2 separate regions of the Homo sapiens genome follow, and region 2 is linked to region 1. Evidence: chromatin loops called from intact Hi-C (ENCODE). Cell type or tissue: spleen. All regions are shown on one strand. Links, peaks and the distances in the headings refer to the core of each region. The heading gives the core; the rest is flanking DNA.

Region 1 (10,569 bases), core at 1,471-9,470:
TTGTTGCCCAGGCTGGAGTCCAGTGGTGCAATCTTGGCTCACTGCAACCTCTGCCTCTTAGATTCAAGCGATTCTCCTGCCTCAGCCTCCTGAGTAGCTGGGATTACAGGCATGCGCCACCACGTCCGGCTAATTTTTGTATTTTTAGTAGAGATGGAGTTTCTCCATGTTGGCCAGGCTGGTCTGGAACTCCCGATCTCAGGTGATCTGCCCACCTGGGACTCCCAAAGTGCTGGGATTACAGGTGTGAGCCACCGCGCCCGGCCTAAGCCTCTTTTAATTCACAGGTTCCTCTCCATCCCTCCCTTTCCCTTACAATAGAAGCATTGCATGCCTGGGCATGGTGCCTCACACCTGTAATCCCAGCACTTTGGGAGGCCGAGGCAGCAGGAACGGTTGAGCCCAGGAGTTCGAGATTATCCTGGGCAATATAGTGAGACCCCCCATCTCTACAAAAACTACAAAAATTAGCTGGGTATGGTGGCATGCACCTGTAGTCCCAGCTACTGGGGAGGCTGAGGTGGGAGGATCGCTCGAGCCCAGGTGATCAAGGCTGCAGTGAGCTGTGATCACATCACTGCACTCCAGCCTGGGAAACAGAGTGAGACCCTGTGAAAGAAAGAAAGAAAGAGAGAAAGAGAGAAAGGGAGGAAGGGAGGAAGGGAGGAAGGGAGGGGAAGGGAAGGAGGAAGGAAAGAAGGAAGGAAGGAAGGAAGGAAGGAAGGAAGGAAGGAAGGAAGGAAGGAAGGAAGGAAAAAAAAAAAAAGGATCGCACAATTGGCTGCTTGTCCTGAAGTGTTTCCTATGGTCTAAATGTTGCTGATCCTACACTCATTGTGTAGTTAGTTCAGGATGTTCTTCTGTCCTTGGTATTCCCTGCAAATTGGCGGTTGCTTCTAGAACTGGGGTCAGACTCAGATTTGATTACTTTGACATGACTACTGATGGCGTTCTGTTCTTTCACTAGGAGGCTTGTGATGTTTGGCTGTGCCTCCTTTCCTCAGTCCAGTAGCCATCGAGAATTAACTCCTTAGAGATTACAAAATAGTGATGTCATATCTCTTGTGTTTCTTCCTTCTTTATTTACTTATTTAATTTTTTTTATGAGATGGAATCTCGCTCTGTCACCCAGGCTGGAGTGCAGTGGCACAATCTCAGCTTACTGCAACCTCTGCCTCCCAGGTTCAAGTGATTCTCCTTCCTCAGCCTCCCTAGTAGCTGGGATTACAGGCTTGTGCCACCACGCCTGGCCATTTCGTCCTTATTTGTTAGTTGAATTCTTTTTTTTTTTTTTATGCAAGATACTTCTTCTTATGTACTATCTGGTTTTCCAGTGACACTTTTAGAGAAGAAAGGCAAGATAAAAACCTGATTATTGGCCAGGTGCAGTGACACATTCCGGTAATCCCAGCACATTGGGAAGCTGAGGCAGGAGGATCGCTTGAGCCCAGGAGGTCGAAGTTGCAGTGAGCCATGATTGAGCCACTGTACTGCAGCCTGGGCAACAGAGTGAGACCCTGTCTCATAACATAAAATCATTATGGCTGGCACAGTGGCTCACGCCTGTAATCCCAGCACTTTAGGAGGCTGAGGCGGACAGATCACTTGAAGCCAGGAGTTCGAGACCAGCCTGGCTAACATGGTGAAACCCTTCCTCTACTAAAAACACACAAAAAATTTAGCCAGGCATGGTGGTGCATGCCTGTAGTCCCAGCTACTCCAGAGGCTGAGGCATGAGAATCACTTCTCTTGAACCCAGGAAGCAGAGATTGCAGTGAGCCAAGATCACACCACTGCACTTCAGCCTGAAAGACAGAGACTCTGTCTCAAAATAAAAAAGAAGAGAAAGGTAGGAGGGTCAGAGTTATAGAAGGTGTTATGATGGAAGCAGAGGGGTGTGTGTTTGTGTGTGTGTGTGTGTGTGTGTGAGAGAGAGAGAGAGAGAGAGAGAGACAGAGAGAGAGAAAAGGAGATTGGAAATTGCGGCCAGAGTGGTGGCTCATGCCTGTAATCCCAGAATGTTGTGAGGCTGAGGCAGGCGGATCACTTGAGTTCAGGAGTTCGAGACCAGCCTGACCAATATGTTGAAACCCTCGTCTCTACTGAAAATACAAAAATTGGCCAGGCGCGGTGGCTCACGCCTGTAGTCCCAGCACTTTGGGAGGCCAAGGCAGGCGGATCACGAGGTCAGGAGATTGAAACCATCGTGGCTAACACGGTGAAACCCCGTCTCTACTAAAAATACAAAAAATTAGACGGGCGTGGTGGCGGGTGCCTGTAGTCCCAGCTACTCAGGAGGCTGAGGCAGGAGAATGGCATGAACCCGGGAGGCGGAGTTTGCAGTGAGCCAAGATCGCACCACTGCACTCCAGCCTAGGTGACAGAGCGAGACTCCGTCTCAAAAAAAAAAAACAAAATTTAGCTGGGCATTGTGGCGTGCGCCTGTAATCCCAGCTCTTCAGGAGGCTGAGGCAGGAGAATCACTTGAACTCAGGAGGCAGAGGTTGCAATGGGCTGAGAGTGCAGTATTGCACTCCAGCCTGTGGTGGTGGGCGCCTGTAATCCCAGCTACTCAGAATCCCACCACAGGTGCTCAGCACACAGTAGACACTCAATAAATTTTCACTGAATGGAAAGATTGAAAGGTGATTTCAAGCTCCCTGCAGACCAAGAATTTCTGAAGAGTATTCCTGCCTAGCTAGCCAGTGGGGAGAGGTATAAGAAAGAAAAGGGGCCGGGCACGGTGGCTCATGCCTGCATGCCCAGCAATTTGGGAGGTTGAGGTGGGCGGATCACCTGAGGTCAGGCGTTGGAGACCAGCCTGGCCAACATGGCGAAACCCCATCTGTACTAAAACTAAAAAATGTATCCGGGCATGGTGCTGTGCACCTGTAATCCCAGCTACTCAGGAGGCTGAGGCAGAGGTTTCAGTGAGCGAAGATCGCGCCACTGCACTCCAGCCTGGGTGACAGAGCGAGACTCTGTCAAAAAAAAAAGAAAGAAAGAAAAGAGAGACAAAGAAAGAAAGAAAGAAAGAAAGAAAGAAAGGAGGGAGGGAGGGAAGGAAGGAAGGAAGAGAGAAAGGGGGGAAAAGAAGAAAGAAAAAGAGGGAGGGAGGGAAAGAGAAAGAAAGAAAAAGAAGGAAAGAAAAAGGAAGAAAGGAGGGAGGGAGGGAAGGATGGAAGGAAGAAAGAGAGAAAGAGGGGAGAAAAGAAAGAAAGAGAGAGAGGGAGGGACGGAAATAGAAAGAAAGAAAGAGAAAGAAAGAAAGAAGGAAAGAGAAAGAAAGAAAGAAAAGGAATTTTGCTTGCGTGGGTGAGGAAGATGCTCTTAGACCTCTTAAACAACTTCCCTCCTCCCCCACATTCCTAATACCCTGGGTGTTCATGGTAGAAAATGTGACCCTTCTCTCTCCCACCCTGTCCCAGGCTGAGGCTTGAGTCAGAAAAGAAAAGAGAGAGGGAGGAGGTTCCCGGGCACTCCAGAATACATTGAACCCCTTGGGAGCCACTTTCAGCTCCTTTGCCATTTTAGGGGCCTCCTGGAAACTCCAAGGCACCCCTGCCCCCATCTGGAATGCTTAACTGCCCAGAGAGACTGCGCCTGTCTCTGAACAGTTTTTTTTTTTTTTTTTTTTTTTTTTTTGAGACAGTCTCGCTCTGTCGCCAAGGCTGGAGTACAGTGGCGCGATCTCAGCTCACTGCAAGCTCCGCCTCCCGAATTCAAGCAATTCTTCAGCCTCAGTCTCTCCAGTAGCTGGGATTACAGGCACCTGCTATCAGCCCAGCTAATTGTTTGTATTTTTAGTAGAGACAGGGTTTCACCATGTTGGCGAGGCTGGTCTCAAATTCCTGACCTCAGGTGATCCGCCCACCTCTGCCTCCCAAAATGCTGGGATTACAGGCGTGAGCCATTGTGCCCGGCCTGTCTCAGAACATTGACACCCCTGACATGAGAGCTAATTGGCCCCAGTCAGGAGCTTCAAAAGACAGCATTGGCCAGTTGTGGTGTGCATGCCTGTAATCCTAGTGCCTCGAGAGGCTAAGACAGGAGAATTGCTTGAGGCTGAGAGTTTGAGACCAGCCTGGGCAACAAAGCAAGACCCTGTCTCTAGAAAATTTATTTATTTATTTTTGAGACAGAGTCTTGCTCTGTCGCCCAGGCTGGAGTGCAGTGGCGCAATCTCGGCTCACTGCAAGCTCCGCCTCCAGGGTTCAAGCAATTCCCCTGCCTCAGCCTCCCTAGTAGCTGGGATTACAGGCACCTGCCACCATGCCTGGCTAATTTTTTGTATTTTTAGTAGAGATGGGGTTTCACCGCATTAGCCAGGATGGTCTCCATCTGCTGACCTCGTAATCCACCCGCCTCGACCTCCCAAAGTGCTGGGATTACAGGCATGAGCCACTGCACCCAGCAGACATTTTTAAAAATTAGCTGGGGATGGTAGCATGTTCCCGTAGTCCCAGCTACTCAGGATGCTGAGATGGCAGAATTGATTGAGCCCAGGAATTTGAGGCTACAGTAAGCTATGATCACGCCACTGCACTGCAGCCTGGGCCAAGAGCAAGACTGTCTCAACCGGGGTGCAGTGGCTCACGCCTATAATCCCAGCAATTTGGGAGGCTGAAGCGGGTGGATCACTTGAAGTCAGGAGTTTGAGACCAGCCTGGCCAACATGGTGAAACCTCATCTCTACTACAAATACAAAAGTTAGTCGGGTGTGGTGGCGTGCGCCTGTAGTCCCAGCTACTTGGGAGGCCAAGGCAGGAGAATCCCCTGAACCCGGGAGGTGTAGGTTGCAGTGAGCCGAGATCGCGCCACTGTACTCCAGCCTGGGCGACAGAGCGAGACTCTGTCTCAAAAATCATCATCGTCGTCATCATCTCCACTTCCCCCTTGATTTACTCAGTCTTCTCGAGCCTCCCACAGCGGGCGGGCAGCCGCCAGGAGGCCTTGAACTTCCTCTCAGGCGCCTGGGATCAGCGGGAAAGGAGCGCGTCTGAGCGGCCAGAACAGCTGCTCTCGAGTTCACCACCAGAGGGCGCTGCTATCTAGGGTAAACCCCCCGGGGCCGCGGTTGTCAAACCGGGTATATACAGAGAAGGAATTTTCGGGGTGGGGGGTAGTGGGGGAATCTATCTCTAGCTTTTTCTTATTGTTGTAAAAATAATTTCCCAAAAATAAAAATAGGCTGGGCGCGATGGCTCACGCCTGTAATCCCAACACTTTGGAAGGCCGAGGCGGGTGGATCACTGGAGATCAGGAGTTCAAGATCAACATGGTGAAACCCAGTCTCTGCTAGAAATACAAAAATTAGCCGGGCATGGTGGCCAGCAGCTGTAATCCCAGCTACTCAGGAGGCTGAGGCATAAGAACCCCCTGAAGCTGGGAGGCATAGGTAGTAGTAAGTCGAGATCGCCCCACTGCACTCCAGCCTGGGTGACAGAACAAGACGCTGTCTCAAATAAATAAATAAATAAATCGTAAATTACAAAACAATGACAAGCTTTAAAAATAGGCCAGGTACGGTGGCTCACGCCTGTAATCCCAGCACTTTGGGAGGCCGAGGCGGGCGGATCATGAGATCAGGAGATCAAGACCATCCTGGCTAACACGGTGAAACCCCATCTCTACTAAAAATACAAAAAATTAGCTGGGCCTGGTGGCGGGCACCTGTAATCCCAGCTACTCGGGAGGCTGAGGCAGGCGAATGGCATGAACCCAGGAGGTGGAGCTTGCAGTGAGCCGAGATAGTGCCACTGCACTCCAGCCTGGGCGACAGAGTGAGACTCCGTCTCAAAAACAAAACAACAACAAAATTAAATGAAAAATAAAATAAAAGAGGTCACGGTTTTGGGCACCGTTAATTCCAGCTAGTGAGCAGGCTGAGATGGGAGGATTTCTTGGGCCCAGTAGTTCCAATCCAGCCTTGGCAACACAGCAAGACATCCCACCACCACCCCACGTGCCCTCCCCCGCCACCGTCTTAAAAGACAGAAAGAGAGATTCAATGGTTTGGAACTAAAGAGAACTAGGTTCAAATCTTTTTTTTTATCTCTTTTTTTGAGATGGATTCTGGCTTTGTCACCCAGGCTGGAGTGCAGTTGTGCGATCTTGGCTCACTGCAGCCTCTGCCTCCTAGGTTAGAGCGATTCTCCTGCCTCCGCCTCCCAAGTAGCTGGGAGGTAGCACTCACCACCATGCCCAGCTAATATTTTGTATTTTTAGTAGAGAGAAGTTTTCACCAGGTTGGCCTGGCTGGTCTCAAACTCCTGATCTCAGGTAATCTGCCCACCTCAGCCTCCCAAATTGCTGGAATTACAGACATGAGCCACCACGCCTGGCCTAGGTTCAAATCTTGACCCTTCTGAGCTGTGTGACTTTGTCCAAATTCCTAAAGGTCTCAGAAGCTCAATTTATCTCCTTTCAGGGACCGACTTGAGGTTGAGATAAAATGGATTACACAAGTGTCTGATGGTGTAAAGGTGGCACTAAATAAATGTACGCTGCTACAGTTATTATTTCCTTAGTGACTTCATAGCTGTCTGCCCTGCAATGTACAAGTTCCCAGACTGGAAGGAATTATGGGGAAAAGCTAATAGGGGAGGGTGGAAAGGCAACCCCGTTCCCTTCTGAGCACCAGCCCAGATTCTGAGTCATCCTTTCTGCCCTGAGTGTTTGAGGTCCTGCTCTTGGGCTGACCTTTCTTGGTGACCTGGATGTGAGTACAGTGTGGCAGGAAGACTGTGGTTAGTTGCTGGGGGCGGTAGAGGCCAGTCACTGGACACGATGTGCCATTACATAGTCCTAACAACCTTGTGGGCTTGTCTGAGAAGAATCCTGCATGTCTCAAGCCAGAGAGAATTTTTCATGCTCTTCCTTGAACCTGAGTCATCTATTTCCTGTACACTTTGTCTAGGACTCTGTCAAGCATCTCTCAGTCTTAGGACCCCTGCTCCAGGAATCCTTACCTAATGGGATTGACATCTTTTCTATACTCTTCTAGGCCTGTGTGCTTACCCCATTGCAGCATTGACCATCTAGGATTCAACTTATGTAGTTAAATCTTAGCACCATTCATGGTGCCAATGAGCAAACAGATATCATGTGCCTCCTGATATCATACACTGAGAAGGACACAACATCACTGCCAAAAATACATAACAGGCACCTTAAGGGGAAGAAACATCTGCATCAGACAAATGCAAAATGGAGGACGTGCTACAAAAAACCGGTGTGTACATCTCGAAAATATCAGTGTTTGGCCAGGCATAGTGGCTTATGCCTGTTGTCCCAGCTACTCAGGAGGCTGAGGTGGGAGGATCACTTGAGCCCAGGAGGTTGAGGCTGCAGTGAGCTGTGATCTCACTGCTGCACTCCAGCCTTGGTGACAAAGTGAGACCGTGTCTCAAAAAATGCCAGTGCCCTGCCTGGTATAGCGAATGCACCTGTATTCCCAGTTACTCAGTAGGCTGAGGCAGGAAGATTGCTTGAGTCCAGATTTGAGACCAGCCTCGGCAACATAACAACGACCCTGTCTCAGATTAAAAAAAAAAAAAAAAAGGACCAACAGGATATGACAATGAAATGCAGTGGATGATTCTGGATAGGGTCCTGCTCATAAAAAACATGGCTGTGAGGCCGGGCGCGGTGGCTTACGCCTGTAATCCTAGCACATTATAGTGTATCCGGGAGGATCATGAGGTCAGAGTTCGAGACCGGCCTGACCAACATAGTGAAACCCCATCTCTACTAAAAATACAAAAATTAGCTGGGCATGGTGGCGTGTGCCTGTATTCCCAGCTACTCAGGAGGCTGAGGCAGGAGAATTGCTTGAACCCAGGAGGCTGAGGTTGTGGTGAGCTGAGATCATGCCACTGCATTCCAGCCTGGGCAAAAGAGGGAGACTCAGTTTTTTTTAAAAAAACAAAACAAAACAAAAAACAGCTGTGGCCAGGCACAGTGGCTCATGCCTGTAATCCCAGGTCTGTGGGATGCCGGGGTGGGAGGATCGCCTGAGTTCAGGAGTTCAAGTTTGAGACCAGCCTGGGCAATGTAACTAAACCCTGTCTCTACCAAAAAATACCAAAATTAGCCTGGTGTGGTGGCATGTGCCTGTAGTCCCAGCTGCTCAGGAGGCTGAGGCAGGAGGATCACTTGAGCCCAGGAGTTGGAGGCTGCAGTGAGCTATAATCGCACCACTGCACTCCAGCCTGAATGACAGAGTGAGACCCTGTCTCCAAAACAAAGGAAAACAAACAGAAACACAAACCACAGCTGTTCAGGTCATGCTTGACACAATTGATGAAACTGGAATATGGACCATAGATTAGATAACAGTACTATGTCAGGGTCAAATTTCCTGAAATTGCTAGCTGTACCACGGTTATATAAACACTTTTTTTTCTTAGTAAAGGGCAAAAGGCACACGTTATGTGTGCAATATATCCTTAAGTGGGTCAGAAAAAGAAGATGTACAAAAAAGTGTGTATTATCTCACCCTGCATGAGTGTATTATATAAATATATAAGAATACGTCTCTATGTGAGTGTATTTTATCTATCTATGCACTTATGCACTTATGTATTACGTATACGTGTGTGTGTGTTGTTGTTGTTTTGTTTCTTGTTTTTTTTGTTTTTGAGACAGAGTCTCGCTCTGTTGCCCAGGCTGGAGTGCAGTGGCCTCATCTCGGCTCACTGCAAGCTCCACCTCCTGGGTTCACGCCATTCTCCTGCCTCAGCCTCCTGAGTAGCTGGGACTACAGGTGCCTGCCACCACGCCTGGCTAATTTTTTGTATTTTTAGTAGAGACGGGGTTTCACCATGTTAGCCAGGATGGTCTCGATCTCCTGACCTCGTGATCCACCCGCCTCGGCCTCCCAAAGTGCTGGGATTACAGGCGTGAGCCATCGCGCCCGGCCTTTTTTTTTTTTGAGATGGAGTCTTGCTCTGTCACCCAGGCTGGAGTTCAATGGCGCAGTCTTAGCTCACTGCCACCTCTGCCTTCCAGGTTCAAGCGATTCTCCTCCCTCAGCCTCCCGAGGAGCTGAGTTTACAGGCCTGAGCCACCGTGCCAGACCTCTTTTTTTTTTTTTTTTTTTTTTGGGACAGAGTCTCACTCTGATGCCCAAATGGGAGTGCAATGGTACGATCATAGCAGACTGCAGCTTCCACCTCCTGAGCTTAAGTTGTCCTCTTGCATCGGCCTCCTTGAGTACGTGTGGGAGTACGGGTAGGCACCACCACACCTGGCTAATTTTTTATTTTATTTATTTTTTTATTTTTATATTTATTTATTTATTTTGAGATGGAGTTTCGCTCTTGTCACCCAGGCTGGAATACAATGGCACAATCTTGGCTCACTGCAACCTCTGCCTCCCGGGTTCAAGTGATTCTCCTGCCTCAGCCCCCCAAGTAGCTGGGATTACAGATGCCACCATGCCCGGCTGATTTTTTTTTGTATTTTCAGTAGAAATGGGGTTTCACCATGTCAGCCAGGCTGGTCTTGAACTCCTGACCTCAGGTGATCCGCCTGCCTCGGCCTCCCAAAGTGCTAGGATTACAGGCGTGAGCCGCCACGCCCAGCCCTAATCTTTTATTTTTTGGAGGGATGGGGTCTCACTTTGTTACCCAGGCTGGTCTGAAATCCCTGATTTCAAGCAATCCTGCCACTTCAGTCTCCCAAAGTGTCAGGATTACAGGTGTGAGACACCCTGCCCAGCCTGTTTGTGTATGTTATATATATGTATCTCTCTGTATGTAAGTGTGGCTCTCTCCATATATGTATATATATATCTTTATGTGTATTGCATATGTATGTGTCTCTGTGTGTATTATATATATTTATATTTTATGTCTCTATGTGTGTTTATTTATTTTTTGGATACAGGGTCTTGATCTGTCCCCTAGGCTAGAGTGCAGGGGTGCAATCTTGGCTCACTGTAGCTTTGAGCCTCGACTTCCCAGGTTCAAATGATCCTCCCACCTCAGCCTCCCAAGTAGCTCATACTACAGGAATGTGCCACCACGCCTAGCTATTTTTTTTTTTTTTGAGACAGAGTCTTGCTCTGTCACCCAAGCTGGAGTGCAATGGTACGATCTCCGCTTACTGCAGCCTCCACCTCCTGGGTTCAAGCGAATCTCCCACCTCAGCCTCACAAATAGCTGAGATTACGGCCACACACCACCATGCCTGCTAATTTCTGTATTTTTAGTAGAGATGGGGTTTCACCATGCTGGCCAGGCTGGTCTCGAACTCCCAGACTCAAGTGATCCACCCACCTCAGCCTCCCAAAGTGCTAGGATTACAGGTGTGAGCCACCATGCCGGGCCCCAGCTAATTTTTTTTTTTTTTTGAGACAGAGTCTCGCCCTGTTGCCCAGGCTGGAGTGCAGTGGCGCAATCTCTGCTTACTGCACCCTCTGCCTCCCGGGTTCCAGCGATTCTCCTGCCCCAGCCTCCCGAGTAACTGGGATTACAGGCGCGCGCCTCCACGCCTGGCTAATTTTTACATTTTTAGTAGAGACCGGGTTTCACCATGTTGGTCAGGCTGGTCTCGAACTTCTGA
Region 2 (10,569 bases), core at 1,293-9,292, 290 kb after region 1:
CATGCACCATCATGCCCAGCTATGTTTTTTTTTTTAATTTTTATTTTTAGTAGAGACGGGGTTTCACCATGTTGGTGAGGCTGGCCTTGAACTCCCGACCTCAGGTGATCAGCTTGCCTTGGCCTCCCAAAGTGCTGGGATTACAGGCGTGAGCCACCATGCTTGGCTAATTTTTGTATTTTTAATAGAGGTGAGGTTTCACCCTTTTGCCCAGGCTGGCCTCGAACTCCTGACCACAAGTGATCCGCCCACCTTGGCCTCCCAAAGTTTTGGGATTACAGGCATTAGCCATTGCGCCTGGCCTATATGGAGGCTTTTGTATGGAGAGACAGGACACTGGTCCCCTGGATACTGGAGGGGGACAGTCAGGGATAGAGCTGGGGCCAAGGGGAAGATATAGAAGTGCGAATCAGGTGAGGTATAGGACAGGGTGCCTGGAGGGGAGGCCAGAATCTTCATTCTAACCAAATCCTTGCCTAGTTTTTAAAAAAATGGGCAAGGCTGAATGTGGTGGCTCATACCTGTAGTCCCAGTACTTTAAGAGGCCAAGGCAGAAGGATCACTTGAGCCCAGGAGTTCGAGGCTGCAGTGAGCTAGGACTGTGCACTCCAGCCGGGTGTGATGACGCACACATATAATCTCAGCTCTCAGAAGGCTGAAGCAGGAGAGTCACTTGAATCCAGGAGGCAGAGATTGTAGTGAGCTGAGATCACACCACTGCACTCCAGCCTGGGCAATAGAAAAAAAACCAAAACCAAACCAAAACAAAACCTTAAACACAAAGTTACCATAGAACTCAGCAACTCCTGAGGTCAGGAGTTCGAGACCAGCCTGACCAACATGGTGAAGCCCCTTCTCTACTAAAAATACAAAAATTAGCAGGGAATGGCGGTGCATACTTGTAGTCCCAGCTACTTGGGAGGCTGAGGCAGGAGAATAGCTTGAACTGGGGAGGTGGAGGTTGCAGTGACCCGAGATTGCACCACTGCTCTCCAGCCTAGGCGACAGAGTGAGACTCCATCTCAAAAAAAAAAAAGGCCGAGTGCAGTGGCTCACGCCTGTAATTCCAGCACTTTGGGAGGCTGAGGCATGTGGATCACCTGAGGTCAGGAGTTTGAGACCAGCCTGACCAACATAGTGAAACTCCATCTCTACTAAAATACAAAAAATTAGCCAGGCATGGTGGCAGATGCCTGTAATCTCAGCTACTTGGGAGGCTGAGGCAGGAGAATCACCTGAACCAGGGAGGCGGAGATTGCAGTGAGCTGAGATTGCGCCACTGTACTACAGCCTGGGCGACAAGAGCAAGACTAAAGATGGTCTCAAAAAAAAAAAAAAAAAAAAAAGAAAAGAACAGAAAAAGAAAAACAAAAAGCCTCCACATAGTCCCCTTGCTCTTGTAGAACAGAGAAGGACTTCATAGACCTTTCCCCAACACAGGTTAGTGCCAGCATGACCTTGCCAGGCCACCTTAATAGAGCAAAGATCAGTAGATGCTATGGGAAGTCAAATTTTCTCAACATTAGAAACTCTTTCCAACACACAGAAAAATGGAAAGAATTGGGCACAGGCACACTCACCCCTAGATTCTACAACGAACTCATTGCCATTCCGCGGTAAACGCTAAGCCAGGCGTCACACGCTATGCTGTGTGATGCTAGAAGTGCGCACACTTATCCTGTTGGTGGTGGAATTTACACGTGCGTTCATGAGTGTGCACGTGCGTTAGCCGCTGTGTGCATTTGTGGGCGTGCAAAGGGATGTGCCTGGGGGAAAACCTCACACAGTGGTTAGGAAGCCTGTGCAGTTGAACTGTGGGGGCTCCCGTCTTGCTTCTGCCACTTAAGGACTGTGGGGCCTTGGGCGAATTGCCCAACTTCTCTCCTGCCCGTTTCCTCTTTCAGTGTGGATTCATTCATTCAACAAATATTTACGGAACGAACACCTCCTGCGTGCCAGGCTCCATTCCAAGCACTGGGGGTTGCAGCGGCGAACAAAACAGACCCAAATGCCTGCCCTGGTGGGCCAGGAAGGCAGAAATAAAGATGAAGAGTTGGTCAAGTCTGCAGTATGTCACAGGGTGGTAGGGCTGCGTTTGTGTACATGGGGAAGAGGCTGCAGCTTTAGAGGTGGGGGGACCTCCCGGGGAAGGTGAGGAGAGTGAGGTGCTTCTAGGGGGATGGAGGGGAGGGGAGAGTCTTTCTGGCAGAGGGCAAAGCAAGTGCAAAGGCCCTGAAGCAGGAATTTACTTTGCTGTTTTTTTTTTTTTTTTTGAGATGGAATCTCGCTCTGTTGCCCAGACTGGAGTGCAGTGGCACAATCTTGGATCACCGCAACCTCTGCCTCCCGGGTTCAAGGGATCCTCCTGCCTCAGCCTCCGAGTAGCTGGGATTACAGGCGCACACCACCATGCCCAGCTAATTTTTTGTATTTGTAATAGAGACAGGCTTTCACCACATTGGCCAGGCTGGTCTCAAACTCCTGGCCTCAAGTGATCTGCCCGACTCGGCCTCCCAAAGTGGTGGGATTGCAGGTGTCAGCCACTGAGCCCGGCCTACTTGGCTGTTTAAGGAACAGTGAGGAGGTCCATGTGGTTGGAGCAGAGTGATAGAAGGGGTGAGAGGAAGGAGGGCAAAGGCAGAGAGGTGACAGTGGGTGTTGTGGGGAAGGAGAGCTTGCAAGATCTCAAGAGTTACAGGCATGGCAGGCCAGGCATGGCGGCTCACACCTGTAACCCCAGCACTTTGGGAGGCTGAGGCAGGAGGATCATTTGAGCCTGGAAGTTTGCGACCAGCCTGGGCAACATAGCAAGACCCCTGCCTCTACAAAAACAAAACAAAACAAAACAAAACGCAACAATTAGCCAAGTATGGTGGCATGTGCCTGTAGTCCCAGCTACTCAGGAGGCAGGAAGATCGCTTGAGCCCAGGAGTTTGAGGCTGTAGTGAGCTATGATCGCACCACAGCAATACAGCCTGGGTCACAGAGCCAGACCATCTCTTAAGAAAATTAAAAAAAAAAAAAAAAGATTTGCAGAAAGTACTCAAGCTTTTACCCTGGGATGTGTTGAGGGTGTCCTCTCTGGCTGCTGGGTGGATGATAATAGCACCTACCTGAAGGAGTTGTTGGAAGGACGACATGAATTAATATGTGTAAAGTGATAGGCCAGTGTCTGGCATATACCACACATGGGGTAAGGATTAGTTTATTTTTATATGCGGTAGGCGTGTGTGTGTTGGGTGTCTCTGGGCGGCAGCTGAGCCAGGTGGCCATTAGTGAGTTTGTTGTTGTGAAAGAATCTCTCTAACACTATTTAAAAAACCCTGCTGGGTGTTTAAAAGCCCTACTGGGGTTGCCATGTTTTGGCTGGGTCCCGGCTCTTTTGTATAACAGATGTTACCCAGATGTCAGCTGGGGTCAATAGAGCCTCAGAGATTTGGCGTCTGCCTCTCTCCCACGACCTGTGGGAAGCCTGGTGCCCTCTGTGAGATGCTTGTGAATTCCCAGGGCCTCTGTTCTCATGGTTGCGTCTTGGCCTGAGTTCCTGCCCGCTGAACTCTTGCCCTCACCCACCTTCCTGGGGCCAGTGCTTTGCGGGTGAACCGGTCCTGTGTTCTTGATTTTCCCCCAGATCACTCTTGCACATGGACTGCCTGCAGGTTGCCTCTCAAGATACTGTGCTCTCCCAGTCTGGCCAATGTAGCAAGAACCTATTGTTCCTGCTGTAGTTTTTTTTTTTTTTTTTTTTACCATTGCTTGAGCTTCTGCATAAGATGTTGCTTGACAAAGCATTCCACCACCAACAGGAAAAGTTTACACACTTGTTGCATAACACAGCATAGAGCGTGATGACCGGCTTGGAGTTTACCAGGCTGTCCTGTGAAGGGGAAGTTCACTTAGGACACCCGGGGCCAATGGCTGTGAGCAGCAGAAGGTGCCTTTGATGTCAAGCTGTCTTGAACGCTGCTGCTCCCGGGTGGGTAAGAGCTGGCACAGTCCAGAAAAATTGAGGCGGCGACACGATGAGAGACAGCAACCCATCCCCAGACAAACCTCAAGAGACCAGAAGCAGCCACATTGCACCAGACTTCTGGAAAATTAGGCAAGCGTTGGCAACAGAATATGTTGTGGACTCTTCTCACAGTTTCTGTAATCATTAACTGCTTTCTCAGGGTGTGGATATTCAAGGACCAGAGGTCAAAGTTACAGCAACAGCACCTTGCAAGGGGCAGGGGTGAGGAGAACCTCCTTGGGCAGGTCGTGCTGTATGGGATAAGCCCAGAACTGGTTTAGTTCTGAGACGAGGGTGCAGATAGTATTGGAAAGATGCATATCACTCAAGCCTGGAAGAAGACCAGGGTTACACTTAACCTTGACTGCAGTTCAATGCCTCGGTAATATGGACTGAATTGTAACTAAGACTGTTCTCTGCAAGGTTTGCTTGGTTTCTGCATCTTTGTAATTGTAGCATTTGGTGTTCACTTGAAGGATGGGTCTTCAAGAGCATATTCTCCAATGTTTCTTTCTCACGGCTCACCACAACCTCGACCTCCCAGGCTCAAGTGATCCTCACACCTCAGCCTCCCGCGTAGCTGGGACTACTGGCATGCACCACCACACCTGACTAATGTTTGTTTTTTTTTTGTAGAGATGGGGTCTCCTTATGTTGCTCAGGCTGGTCTTGAACTCCCAGGCTCAAGCAATCCGCTCACCTCAGCCTCCAAAAGTGCTGAGATCACAGGCGTGAGCCATCATGCCTGGCCTCTCCAGTGTTTCTTAAATGTTTCTGGACCACATACTTGTTTAGGAATTCACCCAAATCTAAAGACCACTGCTGGCCCATTGCCAAAATTCCTCCCACCCCAAATATATTTACCCAAAAGATTTTGCAGATAGTTGTATGGTATTGTGGTGCTGCAAAATTTTATCCACAGAGCCCATTCCAATTCTGGGTTCATAACCTCTGATCTAGCTTGGTTCTCTTATTTTACACATGGGGAAACTGAGTCAAAAGAGCACAAAGACTTGCTCAGGGTTATGAAGACACTTCATGACAGCCCTTGGTGTCAGAGTAAGAACTGGATGTGAGTTCCCTTACCAGCTGAGATGTCTTCTCTCTGTGCCTCAGTTTCCCTATCTGCAAAGCCAGGATAATAATAGCACTTACTTGGTAGGGATGCTATGAGGATCACATGACACATATGTGAAGCATTTAGAACCAATGCCTTAATAAATGATAGCTTTTTTTTTTTTTAGAGAGAGCTTCTCACTCTGTTGCCCAGGCTGCTGGAGTGCAGTGGCACAATCACACCTCATTGCAGCCTCAAACTCCCAGGCTCAAGGGATCCTTCCATCTCAGTTTCCTAAGTAGCTGGGACCACAGATGTGCACCATCATGCCCAGCTAGTACTTTTTTTTACATTTTATGTTTTTTGTAGAGACAGGGTCTTGCTATGTTGGCCAGGCTGATCTTGAACTCTTGGGCTCAAGTGATCTTCCTGCCTTAGCCTCCCAAAGTGCTGGGATTACAAGTGTGAAGCCACCATGCCTGGCCTATGGCTCTAATTTTTATCACCGTTCTCTTTTTTTTTTTTTTTAAGTGTAGACCCGAGTTGATTCTTTAGCCTGTAGCTAAGTCAAAGTTTGAACCAAAGAACTCCTGCCACCTAGTGGTTCTGTGATGAATAAAGTAGGGTTTGCAGCACTGAAACATGGTGATCACATGCATGTCTTTGCCTGTGTGGTTATTGTTGGGGAATTAGTGGCTATGTCTCTTTCCAAAGAGAGTGTGTTTACACATTGTATCTGTTAGCCTTTGCTGTGTAACAAACTACCCTATGGATTGCAACCATAGCCACTTATTAACCCTTGATTCTGTGGGTTGGCAACTTGGTTGAGTTTAGCCAGGCGGTTCTTCTGTCGGTCTTGCTTGGGCCCATGCATGTGGCTACAGTTAGCTGGTGGGTTGGCTGGGGCTGACTACCTTGGATTGCTTCACTCATGAGTCCATTAGCAGGCTGTTTGCTGGGGTGCCTTGGTTCTCCTCCACGTGGCCTCTCCGGTGGGCTTGCTCAAGCTCATTCCCATGGTGGTTGCAGAGTTGCTAGGAAAAGCAGAGAATATAGCCCTAATGCGCAAGAACTTCCCCTTGTGTCATGTTTGGTAATGTCTGATTGGCTAAAACAAGCCATATGGTCAAACCCAGACTCAGGAAGTAAGGAAACAGAATCTATCTCTTGACTGGAGGAAATGACAAATATTGTAAATATTGGGGCTGTTCTTCCCACTCCCCAATCTGTCACACATGTTTGCTGGCGAGTGGTTGGGTGTTGAATCGTCAGTTTCAACTTAAAGGATTTTGACTCTTTTTTTTTTTTTTGAGACAGGGTATCTCCCTGTCACCCAGGCTGGAGTGCAGTGGTGTGATCATAGTTTACTGCATCCTCAACCTCCTAGGCTCAAGCTCTCCCCCCACCTCAGCCTCTTGAGTAGTTGGACCCATAGGCATGCACCACCACACCTGGCTAATTTGAAAATTTTTTGAAGAAATGGGGTCTCCCTCTGTTGCTCAGGCTGGTCTCAAACTCCTGGGCTCAAGTGAAGTTCCTGCATCAGCCTCCCAAAGTGCTGGGATCACAGGCGTGAGCCATCACACCCAGCTAAGGATTTTGACTCTAAAGATATGTTTTCACATGTTTTCACTTCTCAAAAGAAGAGAGTTTATAAGTAGAGACCATAACTTCCAGGCTAGCCCACCAGTCTTATGATGGAAAATAACTTCCTCTCTATGGGATGTGATGGTTAATTTTATGTGTCAACTTGACTGGGCCATAAGACACCCAGATATCTGGGTTAAACATTATTTCTGAGTGTATCTGGGAGGGTGTTTCTGGGAGAGATTAGCATTTGCATTGGTGGACTGAGAAAAGCAGATGGTGCTCCCCAATGTGGGCAGACCTCATCCAATCTGTTGAGGGCCAGACTAGAACAAAAAGGCAGAGAGGAAGGTTGAATTCTGTCTGTGTCAAACTGTGGAATAGGGACATTGATCTTCTACCCCTGGTGCTCCTGGCTCTCAGGCCTTCAGACCTGGCTTGGAATCTGCATCATTGGCTCTCAGGCTCTCCAACCTTTGAACAATACCATGAATCTTCCTGGGTCTTCAGCTTGCAGAAAGCAGATCATAGGATGTCTCAGCCTCCATAATCAGATGAGCCCTGTAATTATATAATCCTTATAATAAATCTCACCCTGGATCTCTCTATCTCTTTCTGTTGCTGTCGCTCTCTCTCCACCTTTCTGATCAGCTATTGATTTTGTTTCTTGGGAGAACTCTGACTAATTCACAGGACATTTCCATTTCTTCGTTTATTGTGGGGTTCTCTCTCTCAGCCATTTGCATTCCCCCAACACCTCCTTCCCTCATTATGGATTGAATTGTTCCACCCCAAATGCACGTATTGAAGCCCCAAACCCCAGTGTGACTGAATTTGGAGATAGGGCATTGATTGATTGATTGATTGATTAATTGAGATGGAGTCCTGCTCTGTTACCCAGGCAGGAGTGCAGTGGTATGGTCTTGGCTCACTGCAGCCTCCACCTCCTGGGTTCAGATGACTCTCATGCCTCAGCCTACCAAGTAGCTGGGATTACAGGCGATTGCTACCATGCCCAACTAATTTTTGTACTTTTAGTAGAGACAGGGTTTCACTATGTTGGCCAGGCTGGTCTCCAACTCCTGACCTCAAGTGATCCACATGCCTCAGTCTCCGAAATTGCTGGGATTACAGGCATGAGCCACCGTAGCTGGTAATAGGGTCAACTTGTACATGTATTTCAACTCATTTCCAGCGGAGGTCAGTCAAGAATCTCATTCTATTAAAGTCAGTCTATGCTATGACTTTGAAGTCTGTTGCCCAGGCTGATTGCAGTGGAGACCATGGCTCACTGCAGCCTCAACCTCCCATACTCAAGAGATCCTTCTGCCTCAGCCTCCTGAGTAGCTGGGAACACAAGTGTATGCTACCATGCCTGGCTATTAAAAGAATTTTTTTTTTGTAGAGATGGGGGTCTTACCGTGTTGCCCAGGCTGGTCTTGAACTCCTGGGCTCAAGCAATCCTTCTGCCTCGGCCTCCTAAAGTGCTGAGATTACACTCTTAAACCACCATGTCCAGCCAGATGACTTTTTTTTTTTTGACTGAGTTTTCGCTCTTGTTGCCCAGGCTGGAGTGCAATGGCATGATCTCGGCTTACCACAACCTCCGCTTCCCTGGTTCAGAGGATTCTCCTGCCTCAGCCTCCCAGTAGCTGACATTACAGGCAAACGCCTCCATTCCTGGATAATTTTGTATTTTTAGTAGAGATGGGGTTTCGCCATGTTGGTCAGGCTGGTCTCGAACTCCTGACCTCAGGTGATCCCACCCTCCCCCCATCCCCCACCTCAGCCTCCCAAAGTGCTGGGATTACAGGCATAAGCCACCGCACCTGTCCAGCTTTCCATTTTCTTACTTATCAATTATCTCACTGTATGAGATACAATTTCCTTAATTCTGTTTTATTTTAAGAGACAGGGTCTTGTCTGTCGCCCAGGCTGGAGTGCAGTGGTGCAATCATAGCTCACTGCAGCCTCAAACTCCTGGGCTCAAGTGATCCTCCCACCTCAGCCTCCTGAGTAGCTGGGACCTCATGTTTGCACCACCACACCTGGGTGATTTTTTTTTTTTTTTTTTTAAGATATGGGGGTCTAGCCATGTTGCCCAGGCTGGTCTTCAACTCCTGGCCATAAGCTAATCCTCCTGCCTAGGCCTCCCAAAGTGCTGGGATTACAGGCATGAGCCACAGTTCCTGGCTCCTACATTACTTTTTCTGATCATGTTGTCCCCAGCCTCAGCTGTGATTGGCTCCAAACCCCAGCTCCCAGCCAACACCTCATCTTTTGGTTACAGTGATTGGCTCAGGAGTGAGTGTGTAACACACCCAGAGCCAATGAGAGGCAAGGACATTTGCTGGGGATTCTGGGAAAGTACACCTCCCTTTTTCTTTCTTGGGAGCAATTGAAAGAGACCCTCGAGCTGGCCCTAGAGGGTGTGGGTAGGAGAATGGGAGAAATGGCAGTGACTGCTTTGTGGACTACTGGGGAAGGATTGGGGCGTTAGCTGCAATGTGGAGCCTGAACATAAAGCCCAGGCAGCCAGTGATGGCAGAGGAGAGGCACCAGAGCCTTGGTGAGGTCTGGTGGATGCCTGGATCAAGCCTCACCTGAAGCAGCTAGCTTTTCAGTTATGTGGGTCCATATTTACTGTGAAAACGAAGATGATATTAGGTTGATGCAAAAGTAATTGTGGTTTTTGCCATTAAAAGTAACTGGAAAACCACAATTAGTTTTGCACCAACCTAAATAATATGTGACATTGTATAGCTCCTACTACATGCCAGACCCTTATTTTTTTTTCTTTTTTTTTGGGGGGGATGGACTCTTGCTCTGTTGCCCAGGCTGGAGTCCAGTGGCGCGATCTCGGCTCACTACAACCTCTGCCTCCTGGGTTCAAGTGATTCTCCTGCTTCAGCCTCCCGAGTAGCTGGGATTATAGGTGTGTTCCACCACACCCAACTAATTTTTATACTTTTAGTAGAGATGGGGTTTCACCATGTTGGCCAGGCTAGTCTCGAACTCCTGACCTCAAGTGATCTGCCCACCTCGGCCTCCCAAAGTGCTGGGATTACAGGCGTGAGGCACTGCGCCCAGCCTAACCACTTGCCTTGTATTAATCTCCATTGCACAGATGAGGAAGCTGGGGCGCAGAGAGGTTAAGCAATTTGTCCAAGGCCACACAGCTGGCGTGGCCAGAACCAGGATTCCTGGACCCCTCACCTTGTGTTCAGTTCTGCCACTTGCTTCTGTTTTTACACCCAAAGGAGTTCTGACTGTTTCCCAGTAATGCCAGAGGCTGCATAACTGGAGAGAGGAAGTAAGAGCCACTCTTCCTTTGCCTAGAACCGTCAGTGGCTCCCCGAGGCCCCTGGGTTAAAGACCACAATCCCCACTGTGGCCGGCAAGCCCTGCACAATGCAGTTCCCTCTATCACTTCCCGTCCTGTCTCCCACTGCTGTCCCCACGTCACTCAGCCCTCACCGAGCTCCTCTTTGTCCCTCCAATTTGCCAAACACCTCAGGACCTTTGTCTGTGCTGTTCCCTCTGTCTAAAATGCCCTTCCTCTGCTGCTCCTCCTAAACCAAGAGCAAATGCGTATCCTCAGAGAAGTGACCCCTCACAGCCTTCCTCCTGACCCGGATCTAGGCTAGGAAAACCCAGGCAGGAAGAACACAGGCCCTGAGGCAGCTGGCCCCAGTTCAAATCCGACTCCATGACTGCCTTGCTGTGTGACCTTGGGCGGATACCTTGATCGCTCTGTGCCTCAGTTTCCTCATCTGTAAAATAGGATGTTAATAGGCAGGTACTCCTGCCTTATAAGTTTGGGTGAGGATCAGAGGAGGCTATTATGTGGAACGTGATTAGAACAATGCTGAACTCAGTTATGCAGGCAGCTAATAACAGTAGTGTAAAGGCA

The links. Hi-C counts contacts between places; a loop is a spot of excess contacts. Peaks named below come from ENCODE experiments on the same cell type or tissue, not always from the same donor. Only the 100,000 strongest peaks of a DNase experiment are listed, where the experiment ranks them.
Region 2: it touches region 1 in a loop (11-fold over the local background); 7 of 110 quality-filtered maps call a loop at or near these places.

Annotation. Positions count from the first base shown.
Region 1 is chr19:8,349,097-8,359,665 of GRCh38, forward strand. No RefSeq gene overlaps it. Among named protein-coding and RNA genes, the nearest start is that of ANGPTL4, 9.8 kb to the right of the region's middle. RefSeq lists an enhancer at 5,033-5,112. In spleen, for the core only: CTCF peaks have their summits at 5,006 (motif pointing right) and 5,206; a DNase peak (open chromatin) is centred at 5,035; H3K27ac peaks cover 2,342 bases; H3K27me3 peaks cover 3,365 bases.
Region 2 is chr19:8,636,589-8,647,157 of GRCh38, forward strand. All of the region lies in intron 3 of NFILZ (NFIL3 like basic leucine zipper), which reads left to right. Among named protein-coding and RNA genes, the nearest start is that of NFILZ, 11 kb to the left of the region's middle. In spleen, for the core only: a CTCF peak has its summit at 5,712 (motif pointing left); DNase peaks (open chromatin) are centred at 1,873, 3,626 and 3,923; H3K4me3 peaks cover 3,947 bases; H3K27ac peaks cover 4,175 bases; H3K27me3 peaks cover 3,455 bases.